Linked DNA regions of Homo sapiens: region 2 is linked to region 1. Evidence: read pairs that join two places in POLR2A ChIA-PET (ENCODE). Cell type or tissue: PC-9. All regions are shown on one strand.

The links. ChIA-PET counts read pairs that join two places held together with the same protein. Peaks named below come from ENCODE experiments on the same cell type or tissue, not always from the same donor. Only the 100,000 strongest peaks of a DNase experiment are listed, where the experiment ranks them.
Region 2: POLR2A ChIA-PET joins it to region 1 with 5 read pairs; 3 of 35 experiments call an interaction of 5 or more read pairs at or near these places.

The regions. Positions count from the first base shown.
Region 1 is chr6:52,452,599-52,456,598 of GRCh38, forward strand. EFHC1 (EF-hand domain containing 1) reads left to right here. Exons shown (of 11, transcript NM_018100.4): 4 at 90-239; 5 at 1,497-1,689. Among named protein-coding and RNA genes, the nearest start is that of EFHC1, 34 kb to the left of the region's middle. In PC-9, no CTCF peak of the experiment used is centred here; a DNase peak (open chromatin) is centred at 2,133; H3K27ac peaks cover 1,136 bases.
Region 2 is chr6:52,650,045-52,654,044 of GRCh38, forward strand. No RefSeq gene overlaps it. Among named protein-coding and RNA genes, the nearest start is that of TMEM14A, 19 kb to the right of the region's middle. In PC-9, CTCF peaks have their summits at 2,177 (motif pointing right) and 2,380; a DNase peak (open chromatin) is centred at 2,187.

The DNA of each region.
Region 1 (4,000 bases):
GCCCATACACTTATTTTTATATAATCAGTTTATAACTTACTCTGAAAAGCTCCAAGAAAGATGATCATTGTTAACTTTCAATTATTTAGGTATTTTTAGAAAGCCAAGGAATTGAGTTAAATCCACCAGAGAAGATGGCTCTTGATCCTTACACTGAACTCCGAAAACAGCCTCTTCGTAAGTATGTCACCCCATCAGACTTTGATCAACTCAAGCAATTTCTCACCTTTGACAAACAGGTAAGTGACATAGGAACCACAATAGGCTTACTTATTTCCAAATGTGACCTACATTTATTGGCAAAAGGTTTGGGTAGCTGTATTGGTAACTATTTTGAAACATTACAGCTATAATTGAACTGTTTGGACACAGTACTGTCTTTCTGCTTTCATCAAGGGTTACAGGTACAGGAATGCCTACATTTCATATGGAGATCCAAAGAAGATCGTGGAGTTGCGGAGTTGTTTTGTGAACCTCACCAAACATTTAAATCTCAAAGCAATTCCTGAGCTACATCTGCTTCCCACCTTACGTTTCCAATTGACAATTTCTTTCCCTTAAAATGAGCTAATTTCATAGACTCCTTTGTGAAACCATAAATCGATTATTAGGAAATTTCACAAATATGCATACATGTAGGTTGTAATGTTAAAATGTTTAATTTCACAGAAGCCCCACTACAGATGCTTCCTTGTTAAATGTTATATTAATATTGGAGTCCAGAATGTTCTGAGCATTTTCCAACTCTGTTCCAACCTTCCTAATCCTCTCCCTTGTGAGCTGATGTGTATAAGCAGATTTAAATCCTTCCCTTTCTGTACTAAAGGGAGAAAGAAAAGGAAGAGATCACCCTCAGTGCTTCTTTGCTGCTCCTTTTCTTTAGACATTTAACCCCTTTTAGTTCAGAAAATGTAAACTAGCACTAGCATGGTCTTTTAAGGATTTTGTTCATATCAGTCATATATCTGTTATTATTTTGTATTTAAAGATTGTGTTTATTCCCACGATTTGAAGAAGCCTAGCCAAAAAAAAAAAAAAAAAGATTGTGTTTATATTATTGCTAGAAGATATGTGTTGATGGGACCAAAAAAAGACTGGTTAATAAATAAAAATTTTTTCTACACTAATTATATATAAACCATATTCACATGTACCTTTATTAATATATATATACCACTATGTAAAGAACTTCATTGCTCTTTTAATTTAGCTTCTCTTTCACTGACTAATATTTTGGATCAAAGTGAGCTCTTCTTTTTTGGCACAAACTTATAATCCTATTATTTAATTCTTTCCAGCTGCTGACATATAGTACATAATTTCAGATGTTTTAGTATGTTTGATGAATATTTCTTTTTTTTTCAATTTACCCCATCTGAAATTACTTCATAGTCTTTCCAGCTAGTCTTTCCATCGTTGATACATAATTGCCAAAGTAGCCAAGTTGAACTCCCTACTTTTAGGATTCTTGAGTCACTACTTTGGATTCTTCAAAGGTCCTTCGATTCTATGCAATCTGGGATGATACAGACAGCATGTATGGTGAATGTCGGACCTACATCATTCATTACTATCTTATGGATGATACGGTGGAAATTCGAGAGGTCCACGAACGGAATGATGGGAGAGATCCTTTCCCACTCCTAATGAACCGCCAGCGTGTGCCCAAAGTTTTGGTGGAAAATGCAAGTATGTTTGATTCAGTTTATTCTCTGTTACTTGGGATGTTTTTAGGTTCTTAAAGGAGTTACTTAATCAGTATGCAAAATTCGTTTATACTTGGAAGCCTCTAGCTATTTTTGCTTAGATGCTCAGAAAATGGCTTCCCACAGCTTTCCTCCTTTACTTGCCCCTCGGTCCAGGCGTGCCCCCAAGACAGTCTGGTACCCAGGTCAAGGAAACAAAACCAAAACAACAGTGGGAGATTTATTTAAAGTGCAGCAGAGCAAGGTTTCTGAACTGAAACAATTTAATATTAGATTTTTAATGCATTTTTCAAACAGGCTTGTTTTCATTCAAGGATATGAATGAAAGCTTAGCTTTTCTTTATATGCTTTCCTGACTTTGCTTCTCACTTCAACTACTTCCTAAACAGGAAGTTTCTATGTGGTTTAACTTGAGATTGGAAAAGGCATGTCTGTGACTCATAGAGGTGAGGTCCATTGTGTCAAACCCAGCTCATTCTTTACTGGTTTAAAATTACCTAGCATGGGCTGGGCATGATGGCTCACTCCTGTAATCCCAGCACTTTGGGAGACTGAGGCGGGTGGATTGCTTGAGCCCAAGAGTTTGAGACCAGCCTGGGCAACGTGATGAAACCTCCTCTCTACAAAAAATACAAAAATTAGCCATGCTTGGTGCCGCACACCTGTATTCCCAGCTACTTGGGAGGCTGAGGTGGGAGGATCATCTGAGCCTGGGAGGTCGAGGCTGCGGTGAGCTGTGATTGTGGTGCTGCACTCCAGCCTGGGCAACAGTGAGATCCTATCTCCAGAAAAAGAAAAAAAGTTACCTACCATATTTGAGAGTGGCAGTGCAACAAAATGGCAGCAAATACCTGCTGTTCACTGTTTCCTGGGATGAGTAGGCTTGCTTTAGTTATTGTCTTAGTAGTTTTTACATTTCTCTTAGAATAATGTCATCTTGGTCACATGTAATGACTGATAGCTCTTATGTTTGGGTGGCTGACAGGATTCTGTAAATGTGTTCACTGATTTTTTTTTCTTTTTACTATATTTTTTGGGAATTAGGATATAAGAAATTTCAGGTATTGGGGCTGGGCACGGTGGCTCACACCTGTAATCCCAGCACTTTGGGAGGCCAAGGCAGGTGGATCATGAAGTCAGGAGATCGAGACCATTCTAGCTAACATGGTGAAACCCCATCTCTACTAAAAATACAAAAAATTAGCTGGGCGTGGTGGCGTGCACCTGTAGTCCCAGCTACTCAGGAGGCTGAGGCAGGAGAATTGTTTGAACCCGGGAGGTGGAGGTTGTGGCGAGCCAAGATCGTGCCACTGCACTCCAGCCTGGGTGACAGAGTGAGACTCCATCTCAAAAAAAAAAAGAAAAAGAAATTTCAGGTATTGAGCAAGAAGTTTGTCTACATTAGAGGTTATAAATAAATGTGTAGTCTGAGGCTAAATTCAACGTGTCTGTACATATTGCTTCACTTGCACAGTGCTTTTTTATGAAAAATGCAGTATTATTTGTGGGCAAGGAGTTGGAGGTTTCCATCATTGAGAGAATGGATAAGCAAAAATGTAGTGAAGGTACATTTTGATTAATATACAGTAGTTAGAAGCAGTAAACAAGATGTACACAGAAAGCAAGTGGATGGATCTTAAAAACATAGTGCTGTGTAGGAAAAAATACATGAAATTAGATATATAATGCTATAACACATGCAAAACATAGTACACGTAGGACACATTCAGTCACATAGCTGCATTAGAATGATTGCATGTGAGGAGAGGAGAATGAGATTGGGGAAAAGGATAAAAGGGAGTGAAAATTGTCATCATTTTAGAATTAGGAAAGTTTATGTTATATATTTTTTTAAAAAAATGAAAATACTGCTAATTCAGCTTGTATTCTCAAATAGAAACAACTGGATCTGTGCCCTAGTTCAACATAGTTTGGCTTCTACCTACTATACATATTCTTATAATCAGTTCTCTACAGAACCGTCTTAGAGTTCAATGACAATGGGACTAATATAGTAATTTTGGCCTTTCAGAATGCTTAAACAAGCCTGAAATCCATGCAGTTCGGAGCTAACAAACATTAGATTTACAATAGATAAAGAAAATGGATAGGAATATATTCAGGGTGGCATGAAAAGTCTCACTGAAACTAAATCCCTTTAAATGACAGATTCCAGGTTTGTCTCTGCTTTATCAATGTGACCTATATTGAAAACTTAATATATAATTATCCTCTTCTATAATTTCCCAATTAAAAATTTTTTATCAAAGTTGCATGGAGAGGCAGCCTGGTGG
Region 2 (4,000 bases), 200 kb after region 1:
AGTTCAGCCTGTTTTGGTGGTAAATGTAAACATGTGCAACTAAAGGAAGTGCTGGTGTCAAAAAGCCTCGCCAATTTTATTTTATTTTAATTCTACAGCACACAAGGGAGGAACAGAGTTTAAGAAAGTTCACTCAAACCTGTGCAATCCAAATGCTTTCTAGAGACATAAAACATTGGGATTTTGAAAGACTTCTCTGACTTAAAGATCCAATAAGAAAAGTTACAGTTTTTTACTCACTTAGGCTAAAGCCTCTCTATATAATATTGCTCACTCTTCCAGGAAGAGAATGGAGGAAAATTGACCATGTCATAGTTATTAGAAATTCGTTCCTTGGAGGCATGAGTTGTTCTGTGTTATCTGTAAATAAGTCATAAGACTTTGCTTCATTCACTCATTCATTCATGGATTCACTTTGTTCATTCAAAGAACATCTATTAAGTCCCTTCCCTGTACCAGGCACTGTGCTAGGCACAGGACATAAAAAATTAAATAAGATGGATTCAGTTTCATGTAAGGTAGAGTAAATAATATCTCTCCCACCAAATGCAGCTATAAAACCTGGATACATTAAGCAGGTATTTAAATACCATGAGAAGTAAATATTAACAGGTAGATTGACGAAAAGACCATAATTTGAAGTACCACTAAACTGATGGTGAGCTTATGATTTTTTTTCTTCTGGTACTCCCCGGCCTAGATTTAAGGCAGACTAAAACCTAGATGTGAGCATTGCCAAGAACAGAGAGAGAGCTGCAGGAAAACCTTTTAGTCCTGACATGAGGAGTGCAAAAGGAGTCTCCTAAATTTTCCATTTTCTTTTGTCCTTCTTTTTCTTTTTTCTAATCTTTCACATCACCCAGCCTGTGATGGCCCGTAGGCACCTAAAACTCAGGGAGAGGAACTTCCTTTCTGATTGGAAGAACTGTGGTTCCCAAAGGGTGGCGCAAATGCCTGTTGTTTTTTTCTCTATCCTCCCACCACTTGGCGCCTGTATTAAAGAGTCTGATTCTATTTTTGATGTTTGACTGCTGACAGCTTTCAAACCTCACCACTCCCCCATACCCTTTGGCCCCACATCTGGGCAGGCTGATGTAAGAGCTCAGATGCTCCCTTGGCACTGGATGGAAGTTCAAACCATGTAAGCTCCAGCCCACATGCAGAAACTCTCACCCCAGCCTCACCCGCTAGCCATCATAAAAACAAGCCAGTACCCTTTGTTGGCTCTCTCAAGCCATTTTCAGATCAACTTGGGGACTCTTTCTGCTTTCCCCAGAAAGCTTCATCATGTGAGTGATAAGCCTCTTCTTCCCCTCTTGTTGCATGTGTGGCATCATTGATCTCAATATCCAAACTAAATTTTGTTTTGGGGAGGGGCCCATTTCATTTTGGTTGAGTGACCACAACAACCCCAGACAAGGGCCCAGTTATGGGAAATGCAGAGCAGATTAGGCTCAAAAAGGGACTTTTAGGCTTTAGGGAACCAGAATGTACCAGGGAGATCTCAGAGAGGAGAGAGCTGGGAAAGTGACCCCATGAAGTTGTTTTAAAAACTTGAGAGTGGGTGCAGTGGCTCACACCTGTAATCTCAGCACTTCAGGAGGCTGAGTAGGGAGGATCCCTTGAGTCTAGGAGCTCGATACTAGCCTAGACAACATAGTGAGACCCTGTGCCTACAAAAAAAAATTAAAATTAGCTGGGCATCGTGGTGTACATCTGTAGTCCCAGCTACTTGAGAGGCTGAGGTGGGAGGACTGCTTGAGTTCAGGAGTTCCAGGTTGCAGTGAGCTATGATCATGACATTGCACTCCAGCCGGGGTGAGACAGCAAGGCCCTGTCTCAGAAAAAGAAAAGACAAGGAAGAAAGAAAGAAAGAGAGAGAGAAAAAGAAAGAAAGAAAAAGAAAGAAGGAAAGAAAGAAAGAGAAAAAAGAAAAAGAAAGAAAAAGAAAGAAAGAAAAGAAAGAAAGAAAAAGAAAGAAAGAAAGAAAGAAAGAAAGAAAGAAAGAAAGAAAGAAAGAAAGAAAGAAAAGAAAAGAAAAGAAAGAAAGAAAAGAAAGAAAGAACAAACTTCGGCTTATTCCCAAATGGTGCATACATAGATCTGACCATGAAAAGCGTATCTTTAAACTTTGAGAACTGAACTATGGGAGAGACCATTACCCATGTGCCAGACTGGCCACTAGGTGGCATATACATCAGCTGGATCTGCATTGCACTGCAAAGCCTTTGCAAACAGAACTGACATTGAAGCTGCAACCCACAGAAGGTTGGTCGGAACTTGGAGCTTGAAATCAACTGGTTTGACTGATGGCTAAAGCAAAAATGTCAACATTCCATCTGATTTAAATAACACCAAGAGTCTCACAAGCTAATATTCAAAATGTCCAGGATATGATCCAAAGTTATTCAGCATACAAAGAACCAAGAAAATATCAATTTACATGTGTTAAAATTCACAAACTGTATACCAAAAAAGTCAGTTTTACTGTATGTTAATTTAAAAAATGATGCCATTTCCTTGCAGTGAGTACACAATCTAGTTAGGGAGATAGAATCATAAATGAATAACGACATGATGTTAAATACCCTATGATGATTTAAAACAAAAACATGGATAGGATAATGCGGGAGCACAGAGGGATACCTAGCCCAGTCTGGGGAGTGGAGATCAGGAGGTTGAGATTAGTTTTCAAGAAGAACAGATGTTTTAATTGATTCTGAAAGAACAAGTAGAAGAAGCTAGGTAAAGTGGCAGAAGGTATTCACTCCTAAATAAGGGGCAGTCTGAGCAAAGATATCAAGAAAAGTAGAGGTGGGAAGTATAAACGGTTCTATTTTATTGGGGTATTAGCTGACAGGCAGAGAGTGGCAGAAAAGATGGTGGATTTCCCAGGACCAGGTCATGGAAGGCTTCAAATACCATCTTATACCACATTTAACCCTATTAGAAATCCTATTGGGAATAAATTCTTAGTTTTGTCAACATTAACACGATGGTCACAGCAAAATCATGGCATCCCTGTGGGCCTTGATCTCTTGTGGCAGAAACTATTGGTATACACCAGGGTCTGTTTGGTCTTCCCTGTTTTGCAGCTTCCCTTGCAATGAGGTTGGCTGTGTGATCAATCCTGCTTATGGATGTGAGGGAAAGTGCTGCATGCCATGCTCTGGGTTTGGATGTTAAGTATCCAGGGTGCCTTTCCAAAAATCTGTTTCCCTTTCACATTGACCTTAGAGGCCATGTGTTGAAGAGCCATCAGACAAGATGGAAGGAACCTGGATCACTGAGTCATCACTTGACTGACCAGGAACATCTATGTGCAATTGCACAAGTGAGCAATAAACTATCCTCCTGTTAAACCACTGAGATTTCATACTTTGTTTTTTAATACATTATAGCCCAGCTTATTTGACTAACAGTTTCTCCATCTCTTTATCAAGAGCATGAATAGCCTTCCTCCAAAGTCTTTCCCAGCTCCATAAATCCAACTTATTCTAAGGAGGCCCTCTCCAGTCAGCTGGCTCCTTCCTGGTGCCTTGCTCAGGCTTCTTGGGATCTGTCCTGCCTATGTTCTTCCTCTCCAGGATAGTTCTATATCTTACCTTGGAGAAGGATCATGACACCAGAGGCACTCAGGATTGGATAGATCCTCAAAGCTCACCTAGTCTACCTTACTTTGTAGTGCCTGAGTCACCTCTGCAACATCCCTGCCAAGTGGTGGTCCAGGGTCTGGTTATTGAAAACCTCCAGTACCCGGAAACTCATTGCTTCGCCATATAAAAGTTCCTTCTTTCTCTACATTCTAAAAAGCACACTGCACTGCCCATAATGACTAACCCCCGTGGACTGCACCTAAGTTCTCCCTATTTTATTTTTTAAATGAATAAGTAGGGACTCCATTTAAATGAATGAATAGTAATTGCACTTGAGATATCTGAGCCTTTTTCTGACCTCTTCCTATTATGGTGACATTTTTTTTTCTTTACACAATGGCTGT